3 separate regions of the Homo sapiens genome follow, and all the other regions are linked to region 1. The links are chromatin loops, found by intact Hi-C in ENCODE. Cell type or tissue: heart right ventricle. All regions are shown on one strand.

Evidence for each region. A loop is a pair of places that touch in the nucleus more often than their neighbours do. Peaks named below come from ENCODE experiments on the same cell type or tissue, not always from the same donor. Only the 100,000 strongest peaks of a DNase experiment are listed, where the experiment ranks them.
Region 2: a loop joins it to region 1, with 4 times the contacts of the local background. A loop is called at or near these places in 17 of 110 quality-filtered maps.
Region 3: it touches region 1 in a loop (4-fold over the local background); 37 of 110 quality-filtered maps call a loop at or near these places.

What each region holds. Positions count from the first base shown.
Region 1 is chr12:42,126,524-42,134,523 of GRCh38, reverse strand. It overlaps GXYLT1 (glucoside xylosyltransferase 1), which reads left to right. Exons shown (of 8, transcript NM_173601.2): 2 at 4,673-4,765. Among named protein-coding and RNA genes, the nearest start is that of GXYLT1, 14 kb to the left of the region's middle. In heart right ventricle, CTCF peaks have their summits at 4,519 and 4,723 (motif pointing left); a DNase peak (open chromatin) is centred at 3,657.
Region 2 is chr12:43,336,099-43,344,098 of GRCh38, reverse strand. No RefSeq gene overlaps it. Among named protein-coding and RNA genes, the nearest start is that of LINC02461, 180 kb to the right of the region's middle. In heart right ventricle, CTCF peaks have their summits at 4,790, 4,994, 6,747 and 6,951 (motif pointing right); no DNase peak of the experiment used is centred here; H3K27ac peaks cover 1,779 bases.
Region 3 is chr12:42,565,596-42,573,595 of GRCh38, reverse strand. The region is part of intron 1 of PRICKLE1 (prickle planar cell polarity protein 1); the gene reads left to right. Among named protein-coding and RNA genes, the nearest start is that of PRICKLE1, 20 kb to the left of the region's middle. In heart right ventricle, CTCF peaks have their summits at 4,147 (motif pointing right) and 7,722; no DNase peak of the experiment used is centred here; H3K27ac peaks cover 1,412 bases.

The DNA.
Region 1 (8,000 bases):
AGCCTGGGCAACAAAGCAAAACTTTGTCTCTACAAAAAATTTTTTAAAAATTAGGCTTGGTGGCACATGCTTATAGTCCTAGATACTTGGGGACTGAGGCAGGACGATAGCTTGAGCCCAGGAGATTGAGGCTGTAGTGAGCTGTGTTTGTACCACTGCACTCCACCCTGAGCGACAGAGCAAGACCCTGTCTCAGAAAAAAGAACCATAATTATTAGATCAGAGACTAGTCTGAGATGAGGTATTGGATTGCAGTTTCTGACAGGGTCCAGGATTTGTCATTTTTTTACTTTTTCTTCTCTCTCTCTTTTTTTTTCTTTTGTCAGAGAGGGTCTCACTCTGTTGCCCAGACCTGGTGTGCATTGGCATGATCACAATTCACTGTAGCCTCAAACTCCTGGGCTCAAACTATCCTCCTAACTCAGCCTCCCGAGTAACTGGGACTACAGGCACACACCACCATGCCTGGCTAATTTTTTTTTTATTCTTTGTAGAGATGGGGTTTTGCCATGTTGCCCAGGCTGGTGTTGAACTCCTGGGCTCAAGCGATCCACCCACGTCGGCCTCCTAAAGTGCTGGGATTACAGGTGTGAGCCACTGTGCCCGGCCAGCATTTGCCATTTTTCACTGAAGGGAAAAGGAGGTAAGAGTTACTGGATTTAAAGAATTGTGTAACCTGGGTGTTGGTTAGGTCTCTCACCTTGCAGTATCTGAAATGACATTCTGTTACTCCCCACTAGACAGTATGATCCATGTCCATTTTACTCACTATAGTGTTGCCAGTGTTTGGCCTGTGTAGGTAGTCATTCAGTAGAAAATTTATTGATTTACCAAATGAATGGTTAGAGGAAAGTAGGATTTGGTACTGAGACGAGGACTGTGAACCGGATGCTAGTTTTCTGTGAGTTGGGGAGGAACCAGTAGGTTGGTAGATCAGAATGGTGTGGCATTGTGGCTCTTTTACATGGCTAGCAGTTGATGCTGGCTTTTGACTAGGAGCTCAGTGGAGGCTGTTGATCTGCATTCTCTCAAGTGGCTTCTGCATGTGCCTTGGGCTTCTTACAACGTGAAGATCAGGTTCAAAGAGTGTTCCAAGAAATAGGATGTGGAGCTCTTAAGGGAAGGGCCTGGACATTGGTACAGTATTATATTCAGTATTCTATTTGTCAAAGCAATCACAGAGCCCACTTAGATTCTGGATAAGGGGAGTTAGATCCTACTTGGTTGGTTGGTTGGTTGGTTTTTTGAGACAGAGTCTTTCTCTGTCACCCATGCTGGAGTGCAATGGAATGATCTTGGCTCACTGAAACCTCCGCCTCCTGGGTTCAAGCGATTCTCCTGCCTCAGCCTCCTGAGTAGCTGGGATTACAGGCAACCGCCACCACACCTGACTGATTTTTTTTATTAGAGATGGGGCTTCACCATGTTGGCCAGGCCATTCTCAAACTCCTGACCTCAAGTGATCCGCCTACCTTGGCCTCCCAAAGTGCTGGGATTAGAGGCATGAACCACTGCGTGCAGCAGATCCTACTTATTAATAGAAGTGTCAGATGTGTGATCATCCTTAATCCACCATACTTGGCACCTAGTTTGGTACTAGCAGAAGTGTAGGGCTCTTGGTGTGGCTCAAAGCTTCACAAAATTTAAACTCGTTACTGAGTTGTTCAATATGTTGGTCTTGTTGAATTTAATTCTCATGTCTGTGGCTTCGTCATCTTGCATCAACTTAAAAAAAAAAACAAAACAAAAACATTGCCCCCAAATACAGTTTAATTGTAATACTGCAAGAGGGTCTTTTGAGTTAGAAGCTCCCTGGTGGATATTTCCTGAGAACAGGGAGTTTGAGGTGTGCTCTCTAGCTCACGTGGGCGTTTTCTTGAGACTAACGAAGATCAAGTAGTTTCAGCAACTTCTGCATGTTGGCAACATACACGTTAACTTTTCTAGTCAAATATTTGTAGGAAGATATTTTTGAAATATGGGGTAGTAAAGATACGAAAATGTTAATAGTGGTGGGTAATTTGTTTCTTAGGCTTTAAAAAATTTTCTAAACGGTACTTAATAAAATGTATTGATTGAAGTATTCGTAGAAACACAAATTTTCAAAATTTAATCATTTTTAAGTTGGAGTAAACAGGATTATCATAAGAGAAATGATCAGTACTGCGATAAAAAAATTTCAAGCTGACTCTAGTTATTCCTTGATACACAATGTTTCTCATTCAGGTCTGATTTTAAGACTTATCTGCGGATATTGGTGAAAAATTCAGCTTTTTAGGCCACTTCTCTGGGGAGTCTTGATTAACTGGGTATGGGATAGGATCCTATATCTGTATTTTTAACAAGTGACCTGAGGACCAGGCAGGTTTGGAAAACAACACATAACTGATTTGTTTTGTAACTTAAAGTACAAGTTGAGGCTGCAAATGGTATTGTTAAATATATATAATTTTAATTAATTTTATAGAAAAATTGAATTTGTTTTTGAGATTTCTATTTCCATGTTTCACTGTTGTAGAGTTTGACAGGGGATATGGAATAACCTGATTAGTTATCGTCTTCGTAGAACAAAGGTACACATTAGGTGTTGATTGTAAATAAATTGTGCATTTGTTGAAATAAAGCTGTGCTATCATCTGTATCTGAAAGACGGAGATCATACCTACCTTAAAACGTTTCTAGTGAGTCTAAATGGGTGTGAAAGTGCTTGAATCTGAAAATAACTCTGTTAGTTGTTATTACCATCAATGAGTCTGACTGTGTGGTATGAAATCAAAGACTTAAGAAAATACATAGCCATGCCTGAGAGGGTACAAACACAGATTTTCTAATCAAGTCATAAGTTTTACCGATACATACACATTTTCTTCTCTTTCTGGTTCAGCCTTTTAAATGAAGATATGTAGCCTTTTGTGCTATGCTAGAATGTGGTGTCCCTTTAGAGGAAAACAAAGTTATAATGTAACTTTTTTCTGTTGGTTAAGAAATTCCAACCTTGTTCTTTATGCAGTAGTATACACAATTACTTAGGCAGCATTTTAAAAACCACCAGTGCCAGACCGTTTCTAGAGATTCTGATTTAATAGGTCTTGTGTGGCACCCTCTACCAGGGCTAAGAACCCCTGCCTTAGACTGTTGCCATTTGTGAGAGATGTGATCAGATTTTTGCAAATCAGAAATTTCATAGACCATTTGATATAAGCACAGTAACTCATAATTGAATTCATAATGAGAGAAAACAAAGCTGCATAGTGATGAGATAATGAAGTGACCTGGTTTAGTGACTCACCCTGACTTCATACATACTTTAGTACCCAGTGACTTTTAGACTATTATTTTGAAAAGAAATCACGATGAAAAACAATTTTTTTGTAATGTAAGGTGTTTTCTTTTTTCCGTTTTGGCTCCAACATGCAACCTAACAAGAAAGACCAGACTTGATCTTCCATTTTAGCTTGTATAATATGGAACTGAGATTATGTAGATAATGATACTAGGCTGTGAATATCAGCATGATTTTCGGGTTTTTTTGGGGCAGGGAGGGTGGTTAAAAATTTTTTTTGTTTTTGTTTGAGACAGAGTCTCTTTTGCTGTGTTCAGCCAGGCTGGGGTGCAGTAGCACAGTCACAGCTTATTGCAACATCAAACTCCTGGGCTCATGCCATCCTCCCACCACAGCCTCCTGAGTAGCTGGGACTTAAGGTAAATGCCACCATGTCCAGCTAATTTTTTATTTTTAGAGACGGAGTCTTGTTATGTTGACCATGCTAATCTTGAACTCCTAGCCTCAAGCAGTCTACCTACCTCAGCCTCCCAAAGTGCTGGGATTATAGATGTGAGCCACTGTGCCTGTCTGTGTATGTGTGTATGCATGTGTGTATATGTATGTATATATACACACAGCAGTGGGGTTGCTGGATCATATGGTAGTTCTATTTTCAGTTTTTTGAGGAATCTCTATATACTGTTTTTTTTTATAGTGACTGTAGTAATGTATGTTCCTACCAGCAGTGTATGAGTGTTTCCTTTTCTCTTCATACCTTTGCCAGGATTTGTTTTTTGCCTTTTTGATAATAACCATTTTAACTGGGTGAGATGTTCTCTCATTGTGGTTTTAATGTGCGTTTCCCTGATGATTAGTGATATTGACCATTTTCATATACATCTTGGCTGTTATGTTTTATTTTTCAGTTTAAAACACCATACAAGTAGTTTGGATTGAGGATTAATTTAAAAGCATTTAAAGATCTTCTTTTCCCTTTCTGCCAGTATTGGTGGCATTTTTATTATGTTTGAGGATAAGCAAATATTTTGTTTGTCCCAAAGGGATTTTGTTCTAGGGGTATATGTGTAGCCTGTGAAGAAAATTTTAGAAGACATATTTGTCTGTGTTATCTGAGGAGGGGATTTTATCAGGAGACTCTCCGACGGAAACACTGTTTCCCAATCTATAGTATAGTCTACCTTCAGGGTTTTAAAGTTCTATTTAAAATAATGGTGCCCTAAGTAAGGGAGAAATCAGTTTTCCAAAATCTTTATCATAGCAATTTGGATTTATAATTTTATTTGCTTTAAAATAGAACAGTAAGTTATCGTGTTACTGAGTAAATTCCTTGTTAGTTCCAAACCAAAATACTCACACAGGACTCTTATTTCTGTCTTACTCTGTTAGGTGTAAAGATTTCTCTCTGTGTTACTGGAATCCCTATTGGATGCTGCCCTCTGATGTTTGTGGAATGAACTGCTTTTGGGAAGCGGCTTTTAGGTAGGCACTTAATATTTAATTGGTAGATCAGTGTAGATAAGGTTAGATAGTTGATAATAAAACCTTTGTAATAGGATGTAAGAATGTTTCTTATGATATTATACAAATAATTTATTTTCTTATTGGGTTTTCTATTTTTCCCATTTTGTAGTTGTTATTGCTATTTTTTAGTACATACTGTGTATAAATGCTTTAAATTTTCTTAGATGTTATTAAGACAAACCACTGTTCTTAAGAGAATTTATGATCTAACTTTTGGTAACAGTTGATAAAGTGATAAACTAGGATAAAAATAGGCTTCTACTGACGTTTACAGATATATCTATATATATAAAATATGGCATTTATCTAAAAGCTTGTGTACTATAGTGGATGGGGACAACTGGAGAAGGATTATATTCGTTATTAGTAGAGAGATTGAATACTGGGAATAGGAGGATAAAGATAAGTATTTAATGGAGGAGCAGATGGAGGAGCAGCTCCTGGCTACTTCTTCCTTTAATGTTTATTGACCTTTTAAGTTACTGACTAGTTCGGCTTTATTCACTTCTCTGGATAATGAAGGTATTGGGTACTCTGACCTCTTAGGTCCCTTCCTGCTCTAATCTAGAATGAAAGAAACAGGTATTGATAAGAATACGATAAGGCAGTGACTCTCAGACTATCTCCCTGATACAGTGGCAGAGGAGAGTGGGGCAAAGGTTTGAAATGCTCTTCCCAAGAGTAAAATTCCTTAGAAGAGTATCTATTTACTGCGTCTTTATGATTCATTTAAATAGTCTAGGTTGGGTATGGTGGCTCACGCCTGTAATCTCAGCATTTTGGGAGGCTGAGGCGGGAGTATTGCTTGAGCCCGGGAGTTCAAGACCAGCCTGGGCAACAAAAGCAAGACCCTGTCTCTACAAATTTTTTTTTTAAATTACCCAGGCATGGTGGCATGCGCTGGCTTGGGTGGGAGGATTGCTTGAGCCGTGGAGGTTGAGGTTGCAGTGAGCTGTGATGACGCCACTGCTCTTCAGCCCAGAGCAAGACCCTGTCTCAAAAAAACAAATAAAATAAATATTAATTCTACTCATTATATTTGCCACACGCTGTGCTAGGTGGTAAGCACTGGACTCTTGGGTCAGGTTAATTGTGGCTCCATCCTTTTGGAGCTTACGTTCTGATGGGAGTTTCACACTAGTAAACCTGAAATTACAATAGAGTGTGACAAGTTGTTGCTATGATGAGTCATCTTAAAGCATCAGGGAAGACTTGGAGGGAGTGACCAGATGATGATCTGGAAATTAGCTAGTTTCAAGGACAGGAGGTGAAGTGTTTGAGATAGGAAGAACTTCATTTTTAAAAACTTTTAATTAAAAAATTTATTTTTAATTGACAATAATTCTATGTATTTATGGGGCATAAAGCGATGTTTTGGTGTCTGTATATATTGTGGACTGATTATATCAAGCTCATTAACATGTTTATCATCTTACATATTTATCTTTTTTTTGTAATGGGCACATTTAAAACCTATTCTCTTCGCAGTTTTGAAATAAACATAATTATCTGTAGACACCTTGCTGTGCAGTAGATCTTGAGAACTTATTCCTTCTGACTGGAAGTTTGTATTGTATTCTTTGGTCAACATCTTTCCATCACATACTCTCTCCCACCCCTTCACCTCCAGTGCCTGGTAACCACCATTCTCCTCTCTGTAAGAACTGCATTGTAAGTATCTATTAATTGTACATATTTGTAAATTCTTGCATTCTCAATACAGTATGCATCCCATGAAGAACTGGTGGGGAATAGGTTCAAATCAGATAGTTTAGTTATATCCTGTTGCTGTGGAAGAGATTGGGTGATTGAAATTTTAATATGAGCCAAGTAATATTCCAGCTTTTAAAAATTAACTTTTAAAGATAATCTAACCTTTCAGTTTGGTTATACTTTTGGATAATTGAAGTTTTGTATGTTTTCATTCTTACGAATATTTGCAAATGAATATAGTATTGACAAGAACCACTTTGCCTTGCCACATAATTCCACTAGCTTGAAGCTGGGTAAACTTGAAAAGTTCAGCATACTCTGATTTATACAACCCAGACCCTTTTGTAAATTACAGCGTGAGTAATAATAATCTTTCCTCCTTACTGACTGCAGGAGTGTCCCAGGGAAATTTACCTAGTCGGAATCCTGGACTCTCTGCTTACCATTCCTTTTGTTTTGGCTCCTCTAACTCATTTTCCTAATGCTCCCAAGTATTCCGTGGAATAAATCATATGTGGATGGATACATAATGTTGTAAGCCTTGTGCCTGTAACCTAAATTTGAGACTTCAGAAGTTATATGCCTTTCCTCTGTTATACTTTCTACCCGTAATATTGCATCCATTATATCATGCTATTACATTTAAAAAAAGCAAACATTTTGTGTCATATAATTATGTAAAAATTTCTCAAACTTAGTTTCTTATTTAGAACTAACGATTCCCTCACATTTAATCACCCTATTTCAAATATGCATACAAGCCCAAATGCCATACAACTGCCAAATCATTCTTGCCCTCCATCTCAGTATCTACTTTAATACTGGTAAAGCTTCTTTGGAATTCCCCTTTACTACCACTTTTGATGTCACATTCTGCCTGGCACCAGGGGGCCCTTAGTTGGGTACCTTACTTTCCCAACTTGAATTATTTGTATAACTTTGATCAAATATTATTTGGGTGATCATATTCTCCCAATTAATTTATTATACAGTGAACATAATATAAAAACTAAAATGGCCTCAACTCCTATTACAAGTGTTTTCATCATTCATATCATCATATGCTTTTACATAGTTGTGATTCTGGTGTAGACTAATCTTGAATTTTTTTTTTTTTTTTTTTCTTGAGACAGGGTTTCACTGTCTCCCAGGCTGGAGTGCAGTGGCATGATCTTGGCTCACTGCAACCGCTGCCTCCTGGGCTCAAGCGATTCTCCTGCCTCAGTCTCCTGAGCTGGGACTACAGGCATCTGCCACTGCGCCCAGCTGTTTTTGTAGAGAGGGGGTTTCACCATGTTGCTCAGGCTGTTCTCAAACTCCTGAGCTCAGGTGATCTGGCCGCCTCGGCCTCCCAAAATACTGGAATTACAGGCATGAGCCACCGCCCCCGGCCTAATCTTGAATCCTGAGCTTAAAATTTTAATACTTTTCAGTGTAGTATGGTCTTCATATTTCTCATGTCAATGGCAACACACTATTC
Region 2 (8,000 bases), 1.2 Mb before region 1:
CTTTTCTTTCCACCATGATTGTAAGTTTACTGAGGCCTCCCCAGCTATGCAGAACTGTGAGTCAATTAAATGTCTTTCCTTTGTAAATTACCCAGTCTCAGGCAACTCTTTATAGCAGCATGAGAGTGGACTAGTACAGCCACTGAAATTCAGAAGTAGGTCTAAGATTTCCCACTGTTGAAAACATCACTGGCTAGGCACGGTGGCTCACACCTATAATCCCAACACTTTGGGAGGCCAAAGCAGGAGGCTCACATGAGTTCAGGGGTTCAGGACCAGCCTAGGCAACGTAGTGAGACCCCATCTCTACTAAAATTTTTTAAAATTATCAGAGCATGATGGAGTATGCCTGTAGTCTCACCTACTTGGGAGGCTGAGGCAGGAGGATTGCTTGAGCCTGGGAGTTTGAGGCTGTAGTGAGCCATGATTGTGCCACTGCACTCCAGCATAGAAGACAGATTGAGACCCTAACTATGAAAAAAAAAGAAAAGAAAGAAAACATAACTTGTTTATCCATTGCCTCATTTAAGAAACACTGTTTATATACGTACCCTATGAAGAGCTAGGGATACAATTCTAAGTACGTAACTTTTCAACCCTCATCATGCTTACATTCTAGTGTGGGAGCTAGGCATATGCAAAGTAAGTGAATTTGGTTGTGACAGTGCTATAATTCAAGTTGGTGCAGGGTACAATGGGACAAAGAGGAAGAATTAATCTGGTTCATTTAGACTTGGGCTGTGTAGTGGGAAAATATTTTATAAACCCTGCTCATATCTTCAACACATGAGTAGACAAAGCCAGCTTTAAAAATTAGAATTTTTTTTGTTTGAAAGGAAAGGAAATCCGAACTTGAAGAGGCTCTAATCAAAGGCTTTTCTTAGAGAAACCTTCTGGTTACAGCCACTCTGTGAGCTGGGGTAACATAGGCCTCCCCCTCACTGCAGAGATGCTGGATAAGATAGAGCAGCAGCAACCACAATATGCATAGCCAAGCTCAAAGTGCAGAGGGAAATGAACAGTCATTCTAATGTTGTATACTCAGAAAAATAGCAATAAATGTGGAATAAAGTTATTTTCATACAAAGACTGTGTTTCCTACTCATGGACCCTTGCTCAATGACCTACTCATGGACCCTTTACTGACCATTAAAATTTTTACATCAGTAGTAAAGGCATGGATCTCAGAATGTAAATGCAAAGATTTAGTTAACATTTGTGTAAATCTGAATAAGCCCTGACTGCAAAAACTAACAATAAAAATGTCCTTTTTTAAAAAATTAAAATGCTGACCTACAACGAGTTTGAAAGAGGTAGGAGGGTGATTTGTAATTAAAGCTTTCTGAAGATCTCATTTTCTTTGGGAATAAAGTAGAGAGATAAAATTCAGACTTTAGTTAAATAAGCATGTTTAAAATTATAAGGGTGACTATTGAAAGTTCTAACTTCTAAACAAGGATAGGAGAAAGAGAATATAAACAAAACTTCATCAAGGGAGGAGATATGGAGGAAAATAAAATAAGCAAAGAGAAAGCATGGTAAAAAATAGCACAAAATAGGCAGTAAAACTGAATCAAGATATATCAGTAATTTTGGTTTTGTTTTCGTTTTTCAAGTCCAGCTTATGTGCTTTAAAGAAATGCATATAAAACGTAGTGATTGAAAAAGTTAAAAATAAGGGGTTGAGGAAGAGATATTTTAGGTAAGTATGAACCTTGTAGAATTACTAAAATTTGCAAAATGTTCTTTAAGCCTAAAGCATTGGAAAAGGTAAAGACAGTTATTACAAACAACTATTACTGAAAAAGTGTCCTGATCCAGACCCCAAGAGAGGGTTCTTGGACCTTGCCCAAGAAACAATTTGGGGTGAGTCCATAGAGTAAAGTGAAAACAAGTTTATTAGGAAAGTAAAGGAATAAAAAATGGCTACTCCATAGGCAGAGCAGCAGCATGGGCTGCTTGTGTAAGAATACTTTATTTTTTCATTATATGCTTAACAAAGGGTAGATTATTCATGAGTTTTCTAGGAAAGGGGTGCGCAATTCCTGGAACTGAGGGTTCCTCCCCTTTTTAGACCATGTAGGGTAACTTCCTGATGTTGCCATGGCATTTGTAAACTGTCATGTTGTTGATGGGAGTGTCTTTCAGTATGCTAATGCATTATAATTAGCATATAATGAGGAGTGAGGATGACCAGAGGTTACTTTCATTGCCCTCTTGGTTTTGGGGGGTTTTGGCCGGCTTCTTTACCACGACCTGTTTTATAAGCAAGATCTTTGTGACCTGTATCTTGTGCCAACTTCCTATCTCATCCTGTAATTAAGAATGCCTAGCCTCCTGGGAATGCAGCCCAATAGGTCTCAGTCTTATTTTACACAGCCCCTATTCAAGATGGAGTCACTCTGGTTCAAATGCCTCTGACACAACCAGAGAAAATATTTATCAGAAACTTAGGGCAATCCTGAACCCACGCACCCAAACTCATAGCTTCAAAATATAAAAAGTAAAAATGGACAGAACTACAAGAAAAAATGTGAAAATGTAATGGTGTCAGAAAATTTAATTTGGATATTAAAAACAAAACTTCCAAACAACTTGTAGGTTGGAGAAAGACTCAGTATATTTTGTAATTTTAAATAAAAGCAAAACACGATCACAGCTTGTAAGATCAATGTTAGCAACAAAAGGAAGCAAAAAGAAGACAAACTAAGGATAGGACCTGTTTGGGAAACCCTGGGACACATGAAGAGAATCATCTGGCCTGATATTCCTCCAGATGTTTTGAACTGAAAGACTTCTGAACTTTCTGAGCCTACAGGAATGGCCAGCCTCTCCCTAGTATGAACCAGTACACCCTGCATTCTGGAAGATGATGCAGAGGCCCCTCTTCCACAAAGTTTTAGGTACCTCTTTCTGGATCTGCCCTTCCCTCTCCTCCTGGGCACTAGGACACTGGACCTATAAGTAGGATTAAGTCACAGCATGACCCAGCTAGGGACTTACTGGGCTTTATAACAAAGGAAAAGAGATATTTCCCAAAGGAGCTGCAAGACCTAGCCAACATGTACTGGCAGAAGCTGGAGAAGTGGCATTTGAGGGGGCCTGCCCTGCTGAGAGTTATGGAGATAGTCAACAGAACACGTTATCTAAAGGGTCAAAATATGAGGGGAGTCAACAAGGGCATTACTCAGCGTCTACCAGTAGAAGACATCAAAAGAGGCCAAGCACAGTCATTCTTTGCCAAATTTTTGGACTTGAGGCAATTTTCAGACTCAACACCCATTGACTGAGGAGTGGCTTGGTCCCCAGGAGGAAAGACTGCCAAACCCCAGTGAATTTATATGCTAATAGTTTTCCCAATCCTTCCTCTGAAACATCTATGGACATTTACTCAGATATTGTGCACTAAGGAAATGGGAACGTCTATGCATTTCAGAGACCATTAGATACTGTGTCTGAGATAATACTTACATCTGGAGACATGAAATGTCATCATAACCATTAGGATGGGGTCCAGATAATAAATGGAATCCTGGCTATGTTCTGATTTATATGGGGTTCGCTAGGTCCATAGATCCATAGGTCCACCTGGTGATCATTCCTCTAATCTGAAGGTACAACTGGGATTGAAACACATGGCAGTTGGTACAATTTCACATTGGGTCCTTGGCCTGTGGGGTGAGATTTGTCATAGTAGGGAAGATGGAGGTCTCCAAATCTCACACCCAGTCTGGAAGTCTTATCACATTGTGGAGGTAGTGATATTGAGGGAGGATGGCAGAGATTAGTGCCCTTAAGGATCTAATGAATCCAGGTTCCGGGGATAGTGTTTCCCATCTTATTTCCATTTAATTCACCAGTTTGTATGCTGAAGAAACTGGATGAATCCTAGAAGATGACTATAGCCTACCACAAACTCAACCAAATAGTAATTGTCAACACAGTCTTGGTGGCAGAAGTGGTATCTTTGCTATAACAGATTAATATGACCTCAGACACATGGTCTGCAGCCACTGATTTACCAAATTTGTTCTTTTCTATCCCCAAAAGGAAAGAAGATTAGAAATAGTTAATAATCACATGGATTGGACCCAAAAAGTTACATTTACAATTATGCTTCACCTCAAGACTGTATTAATTTTCTCATCTTCTGTGACAGTCATACTCCAAAGAAATATGGATCATGTGGTCATCTTTGATCATCACATTGATCCATTACATTGATGGTTATATGTAGACTGGATTAGATGAGCAAGAAGTGGATGATGGAGGTCTTGTTAAATAAAACATACCCACTGCAGAGGAGGGGAGATAAACCCCATAAAAATGTCAGAAACCTGACAGAAACCTATGAGTTTAGGGATTTTAGTGATCAGAGCTCTGCTGGGACATCCTGTCCTGATAAAAATCAAACCTTCGTATCTTACAGCTCTTACCATGAAAAAGAGAGCAAAATAGCTGGAAGACTTCTTCGGGTTCTGAGGCAACATATTCTACAACTAAAAACACTGCGTTGGCTCTTATACTGAATTATGGGACAGTGTGTGAGTTCTATGAATTGGGTCTAGAATGGGAAAGGGCTTATAGCTCATTCAGGTTGGGGTCCAGGCAGCCCTGCCACTTGGACCATGTGATCTGACAGGCCCTATGGTGCTGGAAGTATCAATGGTGAGAAAAATGTCATGTGGAATTTGTGACAAGACTTAGGCAAAGAATCACAATGCAAGCCCTGGAGGTTCTGAAAAAAGGCCATGCCATGTGCAAAGAATTATGTTTTTCAAAACAACACCTGGTGTAATATTCTGCTGAAAGCCATTTTATTTTACTACTTAAAATTAGTTCACACACCAATGTTTCATTTTAATATGAAAATCAGCATAAAATAAGGACATAAAAAAATCCCTGATAAGGGTACTAAAGCAGAAGTAACACAAATCATGCTCAAATGCTGGAGTTGGTGCCCCTTTGACATTATGAGTCACAGTCAGTAGAGGATGCTGTTGCCTTTTATAAAGCTTTTCCAAAGAGCTTTCAAGGACTGTGACCTCTAATAAGGGCAGGAAGGAAAAATGAAAGTGAGTAGCAGGGATGGTGACTTCCTGCTGAGCAAAATAGCAAGGACTGAAATAGCTCTCAGAAGGCAAGGGAGATTATAAGCAGATGGAGGCTTTGGTGTCAAAACTGCCCTGAGAGCAATCTCTAAGGTGATTTTAAAGACAAGGAAACTAGATAATTGAGGTGCTTTTACACTGCTATCTCCTCCAGCATGTAATATAGTCATCATAAAAGTAGACTATTGCTGGATTTTTTTTGTAGCCTAATCTTCATTAAACAAAATTGTCCTAACATAGGATTTTGATCAGGATAACTTTAGATTTACTTCATTGCTTTTTGATGTTTTGGCAAGGTCAGGTGTGTGTACTGAGGTTTGCAACATTTTTCCTATTGGCCCAGACTGTAGGTTTCTTTCATTTGTGCATAGAGATGTGTCTCAGAATATGTTCACAAATCATGATAGAAGTCATCAACACAGACATTTGAACAGGGCTGGGGGGCCTTTAAGAGGGCAGGAGTAGATAATATGAGCCAAGAATGAATACCAGTTCTACCCTTCTCTGCCTGAATTCAAACAAGTTGTTCCACTACTCTTATTTCTTTGTCAGTTTCTTGATTTCTTTGTTTGTAAATTATTCACAGCAGTGGTTTAGCCATCAGTATGTGTTAGCTATTATTCAGCAATTGTTTCCGTTGTCTCGTTGCACTTTCACAACAAGGTTAAGATGTGGGTGGATAAAGTATTTTTGTCATCACTTTAAAGAGGAAAAAGAGGATGTTAGGAGAGTTTGAATTGTATGCTGCATTCTTACACCTAACAAATAAGAGTGGGATTCCAATGCAGCTTTGTCAGAAGTCAAAAACCATGCTCTTTTTTTGGTAGATTGCACCAATGTTTCCGGTGTAATCGTTCACTGGCATGAAGATTACCTGTGCTTCCTGGTGAAAGGCACCTGCCAAGTCAGTGGGCATGCCCTCAGGCCTGGGGTTCTGCATTTCAAACCTGCTCTCAGGTGGCCAGCAGCTCAGCAGCATTTCCTGGGAGCTCATTAGAAATAAGAATCTTGGCCCCAGATCCACTGAATCAGAAGTTACATTTTAACAAGATCCCTAGAAGATTTATTTGTTTGTTAACTTAGAAAGCATTGATCTAGACCAAGAGGTAGGCAAATTTTGTGTAAATCACCAGATAGTAAATATTTTAAGCTTTGCAGTCTCTAGTGATTCTTTTGCATGTTAGTCTTAGAAGTGCAGGTTTGACTCATACTTTCCTCCTTCATGAGGGTAGAGTGGTTCTCTGATGAATTAAGGTCTCAATAGGGACATGTAGGTACTTCTTATCTTTGGACAGACCCATCAACTTTAGGTTCTAAATGCCTGCCTGATAACAATATATCTTCTAGTGGAAAAGCACCTAAGTCTGTGAGCACTGAAATTACAAGTGAGCAAAAGTCTTTGACTCCATGTAAGTCTTAACCACCATTTTTTGGTGATTCTTTGTAAACTCTTAAGTACAGCACAAATATACAGCACAAATATACTGAAACAAGAATCTTAATGTCAGTGTTGATAGGAACACTGTGGGGTTCTTGATGGAATGCAGATGGGCTGCATCACAAGGAACTCTGATTGAAAGTTCTAGAAAAGGCCCAGGAATCTTCCTTGTAAGCCTATCTCACAGGTGATTCTGAAGCAGGTGATCCAGGGATACCTTGGAAAACCCTAGCTCTAGCCACTGTACCTGAAACTAGATTTGGTACCTATGGTAGAAGATTATGAACGAATTCTCAAGAAGAAATGACAGTGAGATTTCAAATGATTTTTTTCTTTTAATTTTGGTGACTGAATCTGATGTCCCCAAGTTTACAAAATGGCTGGATATATCCACTAGAGGTCATGATTGAGTCTATATCAAGACCAGATTACTGTTAGGATTCTCACATATTTTGGTCTCAGAATCACTTTAAACTCTTAAAAATAATGAAGACCTCAAAGAGCTTTTGTTTAGGTAGGTTATATATTTTTATTTAGTTGAGAAATAAAAACTGAGAACCTCTAAAAATATGTATTAATTTATTTTCAAATACCTATAATACACCATTACATGTTTATATAAATAATATATTTTTATGAAAAATAAACATTTTCCAAAAACAAAAACATGATTATTGAGAAAAATGGCAAGTGTTTATGCTTTTGTAAATCTCTTTAATGTCTTGCTTAAGAGAAGACACCTGGATTGTTACATTACTTCACACATCTTGGAAAACTACACTGAAAACTCTGGGGCAGTGAGAGTGACAACTGCTATTACTGTCATAGTATTAGGAAAATAGTTTTGACCTCATAAAACCCCTCATGAGACTCATTTGAGGACCCCAAGATTCCTAAGACCATACTTTGAAAAACACTGCTTAGAATAAAGATAAAGCCAGCATTTCACAACCTGGGGAATAAAAGTCTAAATTTTTTATTCTGGCATTTCAGACCTTTCCAATCTGCCACCAACCATCTTTTCTAATGTTTATCTCCTATTTCTCTACTAGCTAAAATTTGTAGTTATACCAGTTGGTATTAATCTTCTCATTATTTTCCTATTTTTGGGTCTCTGCTCTTGTGTTTTTGTGTCTCTGCTCATTTTAGTTTTTCTCATTGAATCACTCTCTGTTAAATCTTCTGTATTAGCACTGTATCAAATATAAGATTTTTAATTACAAACTTTCAGTTTGAACTTTCTATGTTCAGAGTAAGCTACCTTTCCAGAAATATTTTTCTTACTTTTAGCCTACTGCCCTTGTATTAAATGACATCCTTAAATATTAATGTCTATGATGGTCATTTCAGTATGAATTCTGTTTCCCTTTGCTAAGTTGAAAGTTCTCTGAGGATGCCTTTCTATACCAATCACACTTTGCACAGGTTTTTTTTTTCTTTCTGAACATGTA
Region 3 (8,000 bases), 440 kb before region 1:
CCTGTCCCAAAATAATAATAATAATAATAATACAAAAAGAATCATACTTTCCTTTTCCTTTCTTTTATCTTAGAATAAAATACTTTCTCTGCCAATCTTTGGGAATAATGTTTAAGTCGCCTCTTTGTAGAAGCTAAAACCTTAACTCCTGTGAGTTAAAGAGAACTGATGGTATAATCCGAATTGCAGTTGGCCACATAGAGTCAATAAAGAGAAGAATAAATAGGAGTTTGTGAGTATGCCTCTAAAGCAGCCCAGCGCAGAATTGTCTCATGTGGACTTCTCCTTGTCTGTTGGTCTATTTGGCAAGCACATCTTGTAGTGGTCCTGGCTTGATGGCAATGCCCATTGAAGTAATTCTGTTATTTTGCTCTAATATTTTAAAGCAGCCCTCAGATATTGCTCTCGTTTCTCAAGTCAACTACTCCACAGAGCATTTTATTTATTTAGCCGTTAAATGTTTTAGTGTAAGTGAGTACAGTCTGATTAGCGATCAGAAACCGCTAAGTTTGTTTAGGCTGAAACACTCCTCCAGTGCCCAAGGAACTCACTGGATTAACTGATTTAAAAAAAAATTTTTTAAACATACAAGAAACTGAGGACCGTAGCCTGGATCTAAGGAAATCTATGTGCTTTGGGTTCGATGCTCTGCATGGGTGACCTACTAACTCTATGTAAGATTTTGTATTTGCAAAATGTTAGTAGTGATTTACTTCCTGGTGGTTAGAATAGGAATGGGTATGATTTTATTAAAATTTTTTTTCCTTTGAGACAGAGTCTTGCTCTGTTGCCCAGACTGGAATGCAGTGGTGCTGTCATGGCTCACTTGCGGCCTCGACTTCCTGGGCTCAAGTAGGCCTCCTACCTCAGCCTACCAAGTAGCTGGGACTACAGGGGCATGCCACCATGCCTTGCTGATTTTATATATATATATTTGTAGAGATGAGGTCTCACTTTATTGCCCAGGCTGGTCACAAACTCCTAGACTCAAATGACCCTTCTACCCCAGCCTTCCAAAGAGCTAGAATTACAAGCTTGAGCCTTGATTTTATTTTTTTATGCCATTCTCAGGTTTTTCAAAATGTGGGCTATAAGCACGTTATTTTAAAAACAAGTATTTTTAATTTATTTATTTATTTATTTATTTATTTATTTATTTAAGACAGAGTTTTGCTCTTGTCACCCAGGCTGGAGTGCAATGGCACAATCTCGGCTCACTGCAACCTCCAACTCCTGGGTTCAAGTGATTCTCCTGCCTCAGCCTCCCAAGTAGCTGGGATTACAGGTGCCCGCCCCCATGCCCAGCTAATTTTTTGTATTTTTCAGTAGAGATGGGGTTTCACCATGTTGGCCAGGCTGGTCTCGAACTCCTGGCCTCAAGTAATCCGCCCGCCTCGGCCTCCCAAAGTGCTGGGATTACAAGCATAAGCCACCGCGCCCGGCCTAGAGATATATTTTAAACAATGTTCCTGTGCTTAAATGTTCCAAAGTAGAGATGAAGATCATCTGGGATATTAATAATTTTTTTAAATCTGCAAATGTTTATATATCTTTCAAGGTTAATTGTATTGTGAAATCTGCCCAAATTGTTTACACTTAAAATTTCTCTCTCATTCATTCATTTGTTCATTCAACAAATACTTACTGAAGAAATATAATATAGACATAGTCCTTTATATCACAAGAAAGGGGCTGATGGGTAAAAGGAAAAGAAAAGGAAAGTGAAAGATGTAACCCACAGTCTTTGTCCTTCAAGACTTCACTATGTAGTGGGGCAGGACTGGGGCATGTACTCATACAGGTACCTCTGAAATGGGGAGAAAAGATGATTGGCCTCTATAGCAAATGAGCTCTTTGATGCACAGTGATAGTAAATGACTTTCATGAGGCTGTATGTTAATATCAGTACCAAAACACCCAGGACACCTGAATTCCTCTTAGGGGTTCATACTCCTGCATCATAAAAACAAGCGTAAGCTCCCGTCCATCAGGTGGGTCTGAAAAGTCATCACAATCCCTGCTGCTTTCCAAGCCCAAGGCCTGGGACCAGGGAGTTCATCTGCTTCCTCAGACAAGACCAACCCCAAAACTGCCTGCAGACTGAGGCTAGGATCCACCCCTCACCAGCTTTAAACACAGCCTGGGTTTGTGCTGGATGGTGTCACCCTTCTGTAGGCTGGTTTCAATTATTTTGGTTTTTAGCTTCTTTTTGTATTCTCTTGGAGGAGACAAAGCCTGTAATTTTATTCCTGTAATACCTCTTCATAAAACCAGTTTACTGATCTTTTTTTTTACTCTGAAACTCATACCAAATCTATGATATACAGCAGTCCAAAATATTTGCGTTTTTTTCTTTTATAATATTAACACATGAAAAAAGTTACCATTCATTATGTTTACCTCCTTTCACAGTTCAAATAGGGTAAATTTTAGTCTCTGTTTCTCAGTGGCTGGATAAAGGCAGAATTTGACAGGCAATTTGAGGGGATTTGTGTAATAAAGCCTAGAAAACTAAACGTTTTGTATGTGTTAAGACAACCTTTGGGTCAAAGTTAAATTCACACAAACTATTGCATAGTAAATTAAACTGAGTTATTGTTGACATTAATATGTAAATGCTTGTAAAAATAATCTAGCAGATATACAATATAGTTACTTTAAAATAAGGCTAAATATTCTATTCTTTATTTTGATTGGATATTTTAAAGGTTATATAATAATTTAATAATTTTCAAGAACTTACTGAATACAGAATTTTTATGTATTTATTTATTTAGAGACAGAGTTTTGCTCTGCTGCCCAGGCTGGAGTGCAGTGGTACAATCTCGGCTCACTGCAACCTCCGCCTCCCGGGTTCAAGTGATTCTCCTGCCTCAGCCTCCCAAGTAGCTGGGATTACAGGCACCCACTACCATGCCTGGCTAATTTTTGTATTTTTAGTAGAGACAGGATTTCATCATGTTGGCCAGGCTGGTCTCGAACTCCCGACGTCTGGTGATCCACCCGCTTCGGCCTCCCAAAGTGCTGGGATTACAGGCATGAGCCCACTGTGCCCAGCCCAGGAATTTTTACTTTTAAGAGGCACATTTGAATTTGGAAATCCACTGAAGTGGATATGAAAGAACTTTCCTAAAGGATTTTTTTTACTTATGAATAAACTAGGTGTTTTCTAGAAAGAGAAATATGGGTGCCATTCAAAATTGCCTAATCATAATTCTGTGAGCTGTTGAAATCAAACAAATGCCTTGATCAGTTGAGCTGCCAGATGGAATTTTATCTAAAACCAGTTCAGCTGCTTTCATACTTCAGGACTCCTGTGAATTTTATCACAAAATTACTTCATACTCCATTTGGAAGGTAGTTACTTAAGCATGGAGTATGACAATTGTTTAACAGTGCACAGTGAAACTTAAATAATTTTTGACTCAAGGAAGGGAGCTATATCTAATTGAAACATCTAGGGTAATTCAGGTAGGCGGTCATAACCGCTCAGGTGTCATGCACTATTCCAATTCAGATTGGCTAATGAGCCTATAAGGCTTTGCCTTGCTTTTCTTGAAAGTTTACTTGTCCATTAGCACAGTGCCACCTAACATCACGCTGGGACATTGATTTCGAATTGATTCACAAAGAAGTGCCGGGGGTCACTTAGTGACTATCTAGTCAATAGCAGGTGTCCTCTGCAGATCTTTCATTTCAGAGTCTGTGCTGTTTAGCTGATGACACAATCTTTCAGCTTTACCATCCCGAGCAGAATTTCCCAATGCCACAATGCTCATCTTAAACATGAAGACTGGTGAAGTGATATGTTGCCATTATTGATGCATCTGTTCCAGAGATTATGTCACCACAAAGGAGTTAATTGGTCTTGTTTTGAGGGTCATGTTTAATTGCATAGGTCAGCAAAGGAAGATAAATGACTACTTCTTTAAGTCTGTGCCTCACTTTTTCTCTAAGACAGCTGAAACAGTACAATCGATTTCCTTATCGCCACAGCTGGCACCATAAGAATGACATACAAGCTGAAAAAGATTACTGGTATATAAAAACCTGAGTTAATGAGTCCAGATAGTTAAATATAGAATATGCTTAAACCGACTTGCTCACAGAAATCTTCCCACATCCAACAGGAAGAAAGGAGGCACTAGATGGCAGTCTTCAACAAACTTGAAATGACATTTCCTCTTAAAAGAAATGCATTACTTAAAAGCAGTCATGTCTGTTCTGAATGAATTTAGGCTTGAGCTCTGCATCATAAAAATTGCAACTCTACGGGCATTATGTACTTTAATGTCACATTATCGAATTTTGTTTTTAAATGTAAAATGATTCCATATATACTTTAAAGGTCCATTGCTAAATTAATTACTGAGTTATTTTAATACCTGTTTTAACTTTACATTTTAAGATGCCATCAGAGAGCTTGTTTCAGGATGTAACAGCTAGGGAAAAATGATGGTATATCCATTAAGTGAAAAATTATGCAGCTGTCAAAAAATAAAGATGTAGAGATAAAGTAGTATGAAAGGATATTCAGGACATATTTAAGTGGAAAAGGCAGATTATAGACTAGTATGTATGGTGTGATCATTCTTTTATGGAAAATAGTATGCCTTCACTGTGTATTGGTATGTCAGTGTTGCTCTCTGAGAGATGGGACTATGGATTATGGATTTTTTTTTGTTTCTGCTTATCATTTTTCTATCAAAAAACATATTTCAGTAGACACCAGGGACTACAAAAGATGGGAGGGTAGAAGAGGGTTGAAGAATGAGAAATTACCTATTGAGTACAATGTTCACTGTTCAGGTGATGGCTACACTAAAAGACTAGACTTCGCCATCATGCAATATATGCCTGTAAGAAATCTGCACCTGTACCCCCTAAATCTATAAAAACAAATTCAATTAAAAGATATATTTCTTCTGAATTATGATAGTTTTTAAGATGTACATAATAGAATAAAATTGCCTTGCTGATCTGAGATGAACTTTTTGAAAATACTGCTTACAGTCATTTCATTTTATTCATCAAGCGTATTTGCCACCTTACCCTATGTGCTTTCTCATGTTGCTCAGTTAGTATTTACACCATGAGATTTTTGTTATTTAAAATAATGCGGGCTGGGCATGGTGGCTCACGCCCATACTCCCAATACTTTGGGAAGCCAAGTGGGAGGGTCACTTGAGCTCAGGAGTTTGAGACTAGCCTAGGCAACATGGTAAAACCCAGTCTCTACAAGAAAATACAAAAATTAGCCAGGTGTGGTGGCATGCACCTGTGGTCCCAGCTACTTGGGAGGCTGAGGTGGGAGGATGACTTAAGCCTGAAAGGCAGAGGCTGCAGTGAGCTGAGATCAGGCCACTGTGCTCCAGCCTGGGCAATAGAGCCAGACCCCATCTCAAAAAATACATATGTAAAATAAAATAATGCAAAAAGTGTTCCCTATTTTTCAAAGCATAGTGAAAATGAGGCTATATATATTAGCAAATTCTAGGCAGATCTCAAGGATGATTTATATGTTAATTTACTTTCTTTAGTTTCATATCCAGGTAGGTACTTACTGGACCAGATTCCATTCACAATGAACATTTATGAAACACCAAAGATGTGCAAATCATACATTATTGAGAATTACAAATATTGGATTGTGAAGGAGATGAAGGTTTTCAAGGGTTATTTTTCCCTATGAGCTATTCTTCATCTGTGTGTATGTACATGTGTTTAGAGAGGAATGTGGAATGTGTATCCCCACCTAAAGAAGATAACGCTTATACCTCTTTTTTTTTTTTTTTTTTTGAGATGAAGTGGCACGATCTTGGCTCACTGCAACCTCTGCCTCCCGGGTTCAAGCTATTCTCCTGCCTCAGCCTCTCGAGTAGCTAGGATTACAGACAACCACCACCGCGCCCAGTTAATTTTGTATTTTTAGTAGAGACGGGGTTTCACCATGTTGGCCAGGCTGGTCTTGAACTCCTGAACTCAGGTGATCCATCTGCCTCAGCCTCCCAGAGTGTTGGGATTACTGGCGTGAGCCACCGCACCTGGCCAATAATGCTTATACTTCTTATCTTCTCTCTTGGACATTGATATCTTTGCTCCTATACTACAGATAGAGAAGAATGTCATTTGGGGAAAAAATTGAAGTATTTTTAGAAATTAATAACAACACACCAAAAGTTTACTTCCATTTGAGAAATACTCCAGAAATAATCTGGCAAGACTGAAAATTTCTATAGCAGACTGTACTGTAGTAGTCTTCATAAAACAAGTTCACAAAGTACAGTTCATTCATAAAGAGTCAGTGTAGACTTTTGGGGAATATTAGAGATCATTGAAAAGAGTATCCTGCTCTTAATAGAATACCTGGCACAGAATATGTATTCAGTAAATATTTGTTCAATAATAGATGGTATCCATCGAGGAGCTTTGATCCATCAATAGACCATCCGGATTGAAAACCTCTGTATACTTGGCGTAAGGAGCTTTAGACAAGGGTACAATGGCTCAATCTGCTGGACATTTTGTTAAGGTATGTTGATCCCCCATGAGCCCAGTTTAGTTCCATTGTGAATAATTATTTAAAATAGTAATATTAAATAATCATCTCTTTGCCCCTCATATGTTTTATTTTCTGCACCCTGAACTTTGAGGTCCTTGAGGAAAACAACTGCAGTATTAAGAGTTTCTATTTTAGAACCAAGCATATGATAGTGGCTCAAAAACTTTTTCTTTGATGAGCAGATTAAATGTTTCTCAATTGAAAAGCCAAGTTTAGGACACCAGACCCTGATGACTGTATTAACCCCAGTGAGAGTCACTGTCCACTTCTTTATCTCTGGTGCCTGGCTTGAAATAGCACAAAATGTTTGATGAATGGAAGGAGGGTGGAAGGGAGAGAGAAAGAGAGAAATTTAATTAAAGATTCAGAGTTTAAGAATGATTTTACACACATTCTCATTTAATCCTAATAACAAACCTGTAGGTCAATTGTCTCATTTTATAAATGAAGAAACAGGTTCCAAATGGTTGAGAGAATCCCTGTGGTCACACAGTTATTGAACATTAGCAGCCAGCAGAGAATGCAGATGTTCTTACGCAGGTCTGGTCCACTCTACCAGCTTGCTTGAGGCCCACATTTGGAGTACTCTCTGTCTCACAGCCACTTCCCCCTCCAATTTCTGTTTGCCATCATCCATCCTCAAACCCTCTCCACCGTGTGTATCCTTCTAGGTTAGTAGCTTCAGCAACCACCGAGTTATTCAACCTAGAAAACTGGATGTTATCCTTAACTCCTGTTCTCATTTTCACATTCATTCAACCACAGGTCCCATCTAATTTGCCTCCTGGACATTTCTGGAACCAGCTTCCCCCTTCCCTCCATTCTTTCGTCCCATTCAATAACCCACCTAAATCCAGGCTTCTGGCCTCTTCCACAAAGCAGAGTGATCCGTCCAAAATGAGGATCTCATGATACCACACCTTTGATCCAAATGTGCTTCTACTAAGAGCCCTCCACAGCCCGCTCTGCACTCCTTCACAAACCTCCTGCCAGTCTCTCCCTGGCCTTTGACCATCTCGCCACACAGACTGGCTTCCATTGTCCCACATATCTTGCAGGGTACAATCACATGTTTCCTGTCCCTCCTCTGATCCCCGGTTCCTTGTTCTGGCTCATTTTAGGAGAATATAGTACTCACCAAATCAGACTTCAAAGCAGGAGACTTGAAACAAAGCCCTCGCAGCTCCCAGAGGGCAGTGTGGCTCTTCCTTCAGTCCCTTAGCCCAGTCTGTCCTCAGCACTCTCCTGTCTCACCAGCCTCTGGGATCCTGACTGAGGTCGGGGCTGGTTTAAAAAGAGAAAAAGAAGGTAGGGAAACTGGATGTGCATGAAAAGCAATTAGCAAAAATAAAAAGCAGATCTAATCAAGTACACATAACAAATGAATAAACCCGCAGGATTGGCCAAGCTCTGTATGACTGCTTTGGTTGTTGTGGGG